Regions from separate parts of the Homo sapiens genome. Here region 1 is linked to region 2. A link is an interaction called in ENCODE POLR2A ChIA-PET data of the cell type or tissue named here. Cell type or tissue: PC-9. All regions are shown on one strand. Each heading gives the region's core, and the rest is flanking DNA. Links, peaks and the distances in the headings are about the cores only. Region 1 holds the start of ZNF19 (zinc finger protein 19). Region 2 holds the start of LOC105371332 (a long non-coding RNA gene).

Region 1 (5,379 bases), core at 248-5,247, 110 kb before region 2:
TTGAACTCCCATTCCATAAAACCCTACTTCTGTATCTTCCAAGATTCCACATCCTCTCTTAATTTGAACCTATGTCATGAGAGGTTTCCTCCTAAAATGTCATTGCTTTCTAGGGTTCCTTCCTTAACCCACTGCTTTCATCAGTGGTGCTCAAACATTAATGTGTGTCATAATCATCCAGGGGACATGTGAAAAATACAGAAACTTAGGCCCCTATTCTATTTAAATGAACCATCTGGGCCTTTGAACTTGTAACCGAAGGCAGGTCTGGCCGCTTGCTGCTTGCAGAATCCAATAACAAGAGCGAGCTATGATAGAAAGAAAGTGACATTATTCTTTACCAAAACTTGCAGTGGGGAAGTGGCTGGATTCACATCCAAGGTAACCACTTCAAATTTTAGGCTGAGGAGAAGGGCTTAAAAAAGGGAACTTGGAATGGGAGGCATGTGAGAGGGGTACTGAGTACAAGGTCTACGTGTCTTGTTCCAGTGGCTATCTTGAGCTGTGGTCCACTTAGAGTGTGGGCTGGCATCATCTCAACAATGGCCAGGTTATTTTCTAACTGCCTTGAATTTCTGGAATTTTGCAGCTGGGTCCCTATGCTTGGTCTGTTTCAAGATTAGCCCCTGGAATTTCTAAGTAATCACATAATTAGATACCAGCATATAGTTAGATAAAAATGTGCATGGTGTAAGGAAGTGTATGGTAAGAAAGGGAGGGACGTGGTGTTTCAAAGAAAGTAAATTTCAAGGCTGTACTTTAAGACTAAGGAGAAGAAAACAATGATATATGCAGTAAGCTTCAAGGTTATATCTTGAGACTAGGGAAAAAACAGAAAAAAGAAAAAAGGTTTTAAAATGCATTTTCAGGCTAGGCTGTTTGGTTACAAATTCTCTGTTGGCTCATTGTGATCCCATCTGGTCTTACATCTTTATCCACCCATATCACTACCTCTGCCCTGCACTTTCCCCTGGGCTTCAGATGACATGTCCAACTAGATGTATTTCCATGCAGACACCAAAAACTCATTATTGCTTGTCCGCCTCTCCCCCTGAAACCTCACCACCTACTCAGTTACCCCAGGCAAAACCCAGTATAATTTTAGCCTTCCTCCTCTGATTCACCAAATAATTAGAGTTACAATTCTCATAATGGTTCACATTTATTGAGTGTGATGTAGAACAAGTGTACTCTCATATGCTGCTACTAAACAGGAAATTGGTACAAGCACACTGAAAAACTGCATTTTACACGGAGACTTCAGAGACATATTGTTAAATGCAGCGTAAGGACCTTGTTTAGGTCATGATTAGAATAAACCACCTGTAAAAAGACATTTTTGAGACAATCAGGGAAAATGGATTATGGCTGGGTATTAAAGGATATTAAGAATTGTTATTAGCTGGGCATGGTGGCTCATGCCTGTAATCCCAGCACTTTGGGAGGCTGAGGCAGAGGATCTCTTGAGCCCAGGAGTTCAAGACCAGCCTGGGCAACATAGCAAGGCCCCATCTCTAAAACATTAAAAAAGAAAAAATTATTAATAGTAATAAAGTTGTGTTATCTTTTTGCTTATACCACCTGGTCTGGTGGCAGTTATTGACTGAGGCGAAATGTATGATATCCAATGACTCAGCAAATTCACTCTTAAGTATGTTTAAGAAAGATAAGAGCTTATGTTCACCAGACGTGTGAAAATGTTTATTGCAGTTATTCATAAATAATCTTCAAGGTTATTCATAAGAGCCAAAAAGTAAAAAAAAAACTAAATGTCCATCACAGTAGATTTTTTTGGGTAAAAAAATGTGGTTTATTTAACAATGAACCATTAAACAATGATAAAAATGAATGAACTATAGTTATATCCAATAGATGAATCTCAAAGATATTATGTTAGATTAAAGAAATGAGCTGCATGGTTCTATTACAATATGATTCCATTTATATAAAGTTTAAAAACAGGTAAAGCTAAGGTGATGGAGGTCAGAATAGTGATTATTTTGGGGAGGCTATCAACTAGGAAGGGGTATAACAGAGAGGTTTTTGGGGTGCTGGGGACATTCTATATCTTGATCAGGTTGAAGTTACATATATAAATATTCATCAAGTTTTACACTTAAGATTTGTACTCTTTACTGAACTTAAATTATACCTTATCTGGGCACAGTGGCACATGCCTATATACCCAGCTATTTGAGAGGCTGATTGGGGAGAATCACTTGAGCTCAGAAGTGCAAATCCAGCCTGGGCAACATGGAGAGACCCCTACTCTAAAGAAAAAAAAAACTAAATAAAAATGAAACAATCAATTAATTAGAAATGTAGCGAATGTTTACAATAAGTTAGATATGAAAATAAATGATTTTCACATGTTGTTTAATCCTCTCAACAGCCTACAAAGTAGGTATTAATATTGTACCCATTTTATAGGTGAGAAAATTGAAGGCACAGAGAATCTAGGTAACTTGCCCCAAATCACAGTTAATAAATGGAGGCTTGGAAACATTAGTTTGGCTTAACATATTTCAACTTCTTCACTATGAGACACAGAACTACGTATCTGAGGCAGTGATAGAGTGCTTATGTGTGTATACTGAGGCCAAACTATCATGGTTTGAATTCTGGCTCTGCCACATAAGAGCTGTGCATGACTTTGAGCACGTTATTTAATCTTTCTGTGTTCAGTTTCCTCATCTGTAAAATGGGACTCGTGTCATCTTATATGGTTCTTTGGCCCTTATTTCAGAATTTGATGATTTTTCCTCTTACAGTTACTGTTGCTCTTCTCTCTCTCTCTTCCTGAAGGGACTGAGGTCAGAAAGCTTGTGTCCACGGTGTGAGAGCATAGAAAGGCGTATTGGGACTTGGAATACCACTTAGTATATTGTTCTGGAAAGCCAGTTTGACATGGTGGAAATAATCTAGGGTTTAAATCTTAACTCTGATACCTATTATATGCTGTGGCCTTACTGAAACTCTTTGAGTCTTGGTTTTCTCTTACTCATGATTCATTCTGCGTTGAGTGCTTGTATTATCTGTCCCACTCTCCCTTATAGTAAGGGAGTATAATCATATATGTCCAACTCTTTATTCATCAAAAAATGATTATTGATCATGAACTGTGTTATAAACACTATTCTAGAAACTCAGGATACAGTCATGGACAAGATAGAAAAGCCTCTTTCTTGAGGAGTTTACACTCTGCAGAAAGCCTGAGGGTTGCTCTTGAAGACCTGGATCATGGTCCCATTTGTCTGGACTTGTGTTGCTGAAGTCCCAACTGAACAGCAAGTCCAACTAGTCATCCTGGAAGTCCTCAGCTCATGATGAGCTAGCTATTTTAGCACTCTGATCTTCTAAGAACCAACCCTGAACTGCCACCAGGCTTTGCTTATACTATCTAGTCTGGTAGTAAAAAGTGTACAGATGCCCAAACCCACTGAGGTTTATAACCATTTTCAAAGGTTTTAATAAAAAGATTGAATACTGGATTAACTCCAGAGCCTATTCAGGCTCAATTCCTAAGCTATTAATAATCGCTAATATCTAGTGAGTGTAATAATTACTAATATCTAGTGAGTGTTTAGTATGTGCTAGACATTGTACTGATTTACATGTACTAACATCTAATCCTCACAACAATCCGGGGAATAAATACTATTATTATCCTAGTTTTAGAAATAAATGTGACACTTACAGGTTAAGTAATGCACCAAAGGTCACAGAGTGGTCCTTTGGCCTTTGAAACAAAGCATCCTGATGCCAGGCTGTGCTCCTTACCACTATGTCATACTGTTGTAAAGGAGATGGGACTAAGAAGCTCTAAGTCCCCAGTTTGTTTTGTAATTCTGTGACAGTGATCACAAACGTTTTGACAGTCCAGCAAAATCCTGGCCAGAGTTCTCTTTTGTGGACCCAGAAAGCCACAGGCACTAACACTTTAGAGCTATCTCTCTTAGCCCATATGCCCTGCGCTTTTGGCATTTTCTTTATCATTTAGAGGGGAAGGAGGGCAAGGGTCTGAGGAGCCTTGAATGGTGACTTGGACTCCAGGGGTAGTGGCAAACCATTGGAGGTTACAGTGCATGGAATTAAAGACAGCTTGAATGGTATAATCTGACTGGCTCATTTTACAGAAGACAAAAGCTGCTCAGAGACACAAGGGTCTTCCTCAATGGCCCGTGAGTGGCAGAGCTTGTGAAAGGAAGTTGATTCACTGCGAGTGAACCAGAACTCAGAAAGACCAGTAAGCAACCAGGAAACACCGGCCACCATCTAGGCCTGTGGTGATGGCGGTTTTATCACGAATTCCTTCCTGACAATCAACTGCTCCCGGGCAGAAGCGATCGCTTTCTTGACCCACCCAAATGGACAATGACCCAGGCGTGAGGTTCCTGAGGAGAGAAAAAAGTGTGTACAAGGAAAGGAAGAGGATGTCTCCCAATCGGAAACACCGAGATGCGGAAAAGTTGCACCGTAGAAAGAGCAGCCGTGCTCATGACGCACTTCTGGCCTCCAAGCGCCCCACAAGCGTGACGCACTTCCGGCCTCCTAACCGTTCTCGCTAGCGGTGCGCTTCTGGCCTGTTTTGAGTCCGCGCTCAAAGGTGCCAAAGTGCAAGGACCCACAGTTGGGCGGAGCTTGGGTTGGGAGTGAGACAGCATAGCAGTCCAGGCTGGTCCTTTGAGCGCAGCTCAAAGAAGGGGACGGGGAGGGCGTCACTATACAATTGTGGCCGGGTGGGACCTGGGCTGTTTGCTCTTGGAGGCTGTACAGCTGCAAGCTTTGCCGCTCACGAACTGGAGCTGGAGAAAGAGCCCCCCAAGGATGGGAGGATGACAGAAGTGTCTGCAGATGGCACTGCCTGGGCACCAGGAGAGGCAAGGACTCCAGCTGATTCCTACCTCCTAGGGAAGCCATCCCCACTCTTAGTTGGGGCCGGCTTAAGTCTTTAACCAAGGCTCTTGCAGTTGCAGTGTCTGTTTCTTTTGAAGAGGCAGATTTGGAGACCTGTGTCCAAACAAATGCCATTGTCCCATAGTGTTTTTATGTTTTTGTTAGTTTGTTTTGGTTTTTTTGAGACGAAGTCTCGCTCTTGTCACCCAGGCTGGAGTGCAATGGCACCATCTCTACTCACTGCAACCTCCGCCTCCCGAGTTCAAGTGATTCTCCTGCCTCAGCCTCCCGAGTAGCTGGGATTACAGGTGCCTGCCACCACACCCGGCTAATTTTTGTATTTTTAGTAGAGACGGGGTTTCACCATGTTGGTCAGACGGGTCTCAAACTCCTGACCTCAGGCGATCCGCCTGTCTCGGCCTCCCAAAGTGCTGGGATTACAGGCGTGAGCCACTGTGACCAGTCTGAACTCACTTTTAATTT
Region 2 (5,379 bases), core at 49-5,048:
AAAGTTTACCTCCAACACTGGTTATGAAGAAAACCACCGGAGTCATGTGGGCAGGGGACAGCCCAGGGAGGGGTGGGTATGGAGATCATCTAACTTCCAACTTCCCAGAGAAAGACTTGGCCCTGGGCAGAATTGTGATCTGGCACCAGGGCAGTTCTGAGTGTCTCTTCCCTTTGGCTCCCGACAGCGTGGTCACACCCTAGTTCTAAGCATAGTCCTCCCCCAACGATTCTCGGCTGCACTCTGCAGAAACCAACCCCTTGGGCTCCATAGGCCACCGGTGGAGAATGACATTTGCCTTCTCATACAGCAGAAGATGCGGCAGGAAGAAACCACACGGCCCAGGCCACCCCTGGAAAGCTGTCTCTTCCCAGGGATGAAGCTGAGCCCTTCTGGACGGGCTGATGGGCTTCTGATTTTCCCTGCCATGCCAACTCCCTCTCTTACCTTGTCGTAAAATGTGAAGATCGCGTTAAACTCCTCTGAGGTCAGCTTCATGCCCTGCAAGAACCAGGGTATTAAAGACAGAAGCAGAAGCGCAGTGGTGTGTGTGTGGGTGTGCGTTTGTGTGTGTGTGTTTATGTGTGTGGTGTGTGCATGTGTGATGTGTGTGTTGTGTGTGTGGTGTGTGGTCTGTGTGGTGTGTGTGATGTCTCTGTGTATGTGGGGTGTGTGCGTGTGATATGTAGTGTGTGTGGTCTGCGTGTGTTGTGTATGTGGTGTGTGTGGTCTGTGTGTGTTTTGTGTGTGTGATCTGTGTGTGTTGTGTGTGTGGTGTGTTTTGTGTGTGTGTGGTGTGTGTGGGTGTGTGTAGTGTGTTGTGTGTGGTGCGTTGGGGGAAGGAGGGTGCAGGGCCAGGCTCAGAGGGATGAGGGAAGGGGGAAGGAAGGAAAGCAAAGTTTTACCTGAAATTTAAGCAGGAAGTTTTCCTGGACAGGCAGGAGTCTGGGGAGAAAATGTTAGAGCAGAGATGAGGAGACTGCACAGGCAAGGGCAAGCGGGAGAGGGGAAGGCAGAGGCGGTGCCTGCAGTTACAGAAATGATTTCTGAGCACTTCACACATAATGAATCAGTGGGAAGTTCAAAAACGAGGGAGACAGACAAGGTGAGGTGTTGACGGTCACAATTCTATCTTGCTTTGTCTTGAGCTTCTTGACACCCGCACCTGTCACTTTCCCACCAATGGATCTCAGAGACGGATAACACAGGAATGACCTGTGGGAGCCAGTATCAGTGACCCCGGGGGTGAGGTGCTTACCGGGACATCTCTGAGAGGCCCAATTTGCCATCCCCGTTCAAGTCAAACATCCGTAGCTGTTGGGGACAGAAAGGTGCCTGGGTTATTTGCTGTGAATTTCTCTGACCTGACATCCCCTTTTACTGGAGAGGATGGGAAGGAGGACGGGTGACACGTGCTCATGCTTCCTCTGAGGTCCGTAGGGGCCAAGAACCAACATGGGCTAAATCAGTCACGGGGGTCCCCTGGGTGGACCACAGGGACTCGTTCACTGCTCCTCTCTCCCCTCCTCAGGGACAGGGGCAGCTGAGGCACAGCAGGCCGGCACTAAAGGCCCACTCTCTCCAAGATCATCCTCTCCTAGAGCTGCAGAGGTTGCCATGGAGACAGACAATCACATTGGCCCACGAGTCAGCTCACACCCAGGACCTCAAAGGGTATGTGAAGCCACGAAGTAGCATCCCTTTTTGCCAGCTGCCACTGTGAATCACTTCCCTTGGGCCTGAAGAATCAGCAAACAAGGGACCCTGCACACCAGAGCCCAAGTGGCTTGGGGCACAAGTCCTGCACCCTGGGGGAGAGGGACACTTCTGTTCACTCACTATGGTTTGGGTGTATTCCTGGAGCTTGGGCTCATCGTACGGCCGGTTCGCCTTCTTCAGCAGGTCTGACAGGAATCCCTGCAACACAAAAGGCCTCTTTAGTACTCCTGACTCGTGCATTCGGTCCCTCATTCATTTCCTTACTTGCTCATTCAGACAGTCTCTCAATGTGTGTGTGTGTGTTTTTCAGGTCTACCAGTTCTATGACTCAGGGCCCTCATAATTCCTAACTCTTGGGGAGTGACTTTTAAGGCTGTACTAGCTGGTGGTGCAACCCTGCCTCACAGAATAGGCGCTAGAGATTGGCTCTGCCTCCTGGGAGACCAGTATACGGAGCTAAGCAGTGCCTGGGGAATCACTGGGTGATAGCCAGAGGAATTTGGAGGTGGACCTAGGAGCCAGAGGCCAATCTTCTGGAATTGCCTGGAGGACTCCTGTCCCGAGCATGGAGGTGCAGAAGAGCTGGGTTTCGTTGAAATCTACAGCCTGGCAGCTCTATGTTACTGATTTCCCCTGACTTCTCTAAACAAGTCCAACAATTCAGTGCCAGGTCTGAGTATTCCTAAGCAGCCCGCAAACTCATGCCCCTCATCCAACATCTCCTCCCTCCTCAGGCACCTTAAGCCCACCGCCACTCTGGCCTCACACCCTCCCCAAGGCCCATCCTACCTTGAGCTCATTGGCTTCGATGTAGCCACTCCTGTCTGTGTCGTACTTCCGCCAAGCCTGCAACAACAGGAATGTCAACCTCTTTGCAAAGACGTATCAAAATCTACCCACCTCCCTTCCATTCCCCTTTAATGGGCCACCCAGGGTCTTGATCTTCAAGAATATCGGAATGGGATGGAGACATGGAGATGATGTAGCCCAGACCCTTCAAGGTCACAGAGAAGGAAATGAAGGGAAGTATCTCGACAGTGATCTCATGAGCGCCTGGGCCAGAACCACGCAGCTAAGCTGTTTCCAAATTCTTGACCATCGAAAGTGGGATGTAATCAATGTTTGTTGCTTCAGGCTGCTAAGTTTTAGGGGCAGTTTATTATACAGCAATAAGTAACTCATCCAATGGTCCTGTATACAACTGCTCTGACTTCCCTGCCTTTTACCACATCATCTGGTGGAGAAGAGAGAAAGCCACAGGAGGGGCAGTGGTGCAGGGGAGGGGACTGCCCACATCTGGGGCAAAGATGCCCGGAGAACCATGTTCCGCTATATCTTTGGTCTATTTGGCGCCACATATTTCTAATTTTTTTTTCTTTTTTCTTTCGTTCCTTCCTTCCTTTATTTTCTTTCCTTCCTTCCTTCTTTCCTTCCTTCCTTTTTCTTCCTTTCTTCCCTTCCTTCCTTCCTTTCTCTTTCTTTCTTCCTCCCCCTCCCCCTCCCCCTCTCCTCCTCCTCCTACTCCTCCTCCTCCTCCTCCTCCTCCTCTTTTGAGACAGGGTCTCACTCTGTCACCCAGGCTGTGGTGCAGTGGCGTCCAAAGCTTACTGTAGCCTCTACCTCCCAAGCTCAAGTGATCCTCCCAGCTTAACCTCCCAAGTGCCTCGGACTACAGGCGTGCACCACCACACGCAACTAATTTTTTATTTTTTTGTAGAGATGGGGTCTCACTATGTTGCCCAGACTGATCTCCAAACTCCTGAGTTCAAGTGATCCTCCTACCTCAGCCTCCCATAGTGCTGGGATTACAGGCATGAGCCACCATGCCTGGCTCCTAGATTTTCTTTCAAGTTTTGTTCTCCTGACTTTTCTTCGCTTCTCCCCCAGCTCCAAACTACACACCTGAAGACCAGCAACACTTGATTTTCTGGGAGCCAGCAACCACTAATCCTTTTCCTACATCTTATCCCCTGCCTCCCCCCACTTCTCCACTGCATGTGCCCCTTTATTGTCAGGAGTGTTAGAGTTTATGGACATTTAGAGTTTAGTTATATTTTACGGAAAATGTCTCTTTTTAAACACCAGCAAACAATGTTATGTAATTTTCATGGTGACAGGGCTCAGAAATTTTGGTCCTGATTTTTTTTTTTTTTTTGTCACAAGACAGGAGCAAATCCCAAGAAAAGGGTAGATTTGTACTATATGCAACTTAGGTCGATGGTATTTGATTACAAGAGTGTCTTTTCTCTGCAGAAAAATGCCTTAGACTCTTTGAAATACTCCTTCCCATAGCCAGAAAGTCTGCCCTTGAAAAGGCACTAAAATATATGTGAGGATTTCCAAATATGACTTCACCAACAACTCGCAGGCACTTAGTGCATTACAGTTTAGTTTGTCTAAGTTGAGTCTTTACTGAGAAGAGGAAGACACCCCCTCCAAGTTGCCTAAAAGGGCAATAACCTGAAGGAACCCCAGTCCCTGCACAGAGCAAAGCACCAGCGGCTGCTTTCCCAAGCCATCTTGCCAGCGGGTCCACTTCCGACCATGCACCCCGCCAGGATGCCAGCTCTGGGCTCCCCCACGTGCCTCCTCTCCCCATCCAGCACTTGTGCTCATCATCATCAGTGCATCCTTTCTCTTCTCATTCAAGGAAAAGAGTTCAAGAGACCTGGGCTTTGTGAAATCTCAAAGAAATCCTGAGGCATCACTAAAATTAGGAGTTGTTGTGCTGAGTGCTGGGATGGGAGCTACCTGAGAGCACAAGCCTTTCAGGGCTACTGAGGGACCATTTCAGGCTTCTGGCTGGTAAAAATGGAACAAATGGAACAGACCCCAGGAGGGGACAGTGGGACAGTACTGTGGGAGGGTGGGGTCCCAGAAACCGTGGCGGGCATGTCTCCTCTGCAGTTATGCTGGGACTTAGAAGGACAAATACATGTAAGAATATGAAATCCTGAGGCTGGGCATGGTGGCTCATGCCTGTAATCCCAGCACTTTGGGAGGCCAAGGTGGGCAGACCACCTGAGGTCGGGAGTTTGAGACCAGCCTGACCAGCATGGAGAAACCCCGTCTCTATTAAAAATACAAAATTCACCGGAAGTGGTGGTGCCTGCCTGTAATCCGAGCTCGGCGGGAGGCTGAGGCAGGAGAATCGCTTGAACCCGGGAGGCGGAGGTTGTAGTGAGCTGAGATCGCACCATTGCACTCCAGGCTGGGCAACGAGCGAAACTCCGTCTCAAAAAAAAAAAAAAAAAAAAAAAAAAAAAAAAAAAGAAAAGGAAGGAAAGAAGAAAGAAAGAAAAGAAAGAAATCCTGTCAGCTGCACAGAGAGAAGCCACTAATGATTTTGAGAAAGAGAAAAGGGTCCGGGGAGATGCTTTTAGCTCCTCTGTAAGCATCCCTGCCCCCCCTACAAGGTGCCACCATCCCTGTTTCCAGACCAGAGGTGGAATAGAGGCCAATTTTTGGCTGTCTCTCTATCAGGAAAGGAGTCAGGCATGATGCTCCCTTTTCTATAGTTGGAAAACTTGATACAAAAGCAACACCCTGACAAGTTATAAGGATACGCAGAACTTTTTTTCTCCCAGGCAGGCTAGAGAAGGACTAAGAACAGAAGCTAGAATGTCAATTATCAGCTTGTGGAATCTTGCCATCTTGAAA

The links. Peaks named below come from ENCODE experiments on the same cell type or tissue, not always from the same donor. Only the 100,000 strongest peaks of a DNase experiment are listed, where the experiment ranks them.
Region 1: POLR2A ChIA-PET joins it to region 2 with 6 read pairs; 2 of 35 experiments call an interaction of 5 or more read pairs at or near these places.

What each region holds. Positions count from the first base shown.
Region 1 is chr16:71,488,499-71,493,877 of GRCh38, reverse strand. ZNF19 (zinc finger protein 19) reads left to right here and starts at 4,554. Exons shown (of 6, transcript NM_006961.4): 1 at 4,554-4,606. In PC-9, for the core only: no CTCF peak of the experiment used is centred there; no DNase peak of the experiment used is centred there.
Region 2 is chr16:71,379,905-71,385,283 of GRCh38, reverse strand. CALB2 (calbindin 2) reads right to left here. Exons shown (of 11, transcript NM_001740.5): 5 at 2,509-2,565; 6 at 1,840-1,917; 7 at 1,259-1,314; 8 at 906-945; 9 at 448-501. It overlaps LOC105371332 (a long non-coding RNA gene), which reads left to right and starts at 1,451. Exons shown (of 5, transcript XR_933714.3): 1 at 1,451-1,674. In PC-9, for the core only: no CTCF peak of the experiment used is centred there; DNase peaks (open chromatin) are centred at 1,695 and 2,043; H3K27ac peaks cover 305 bases.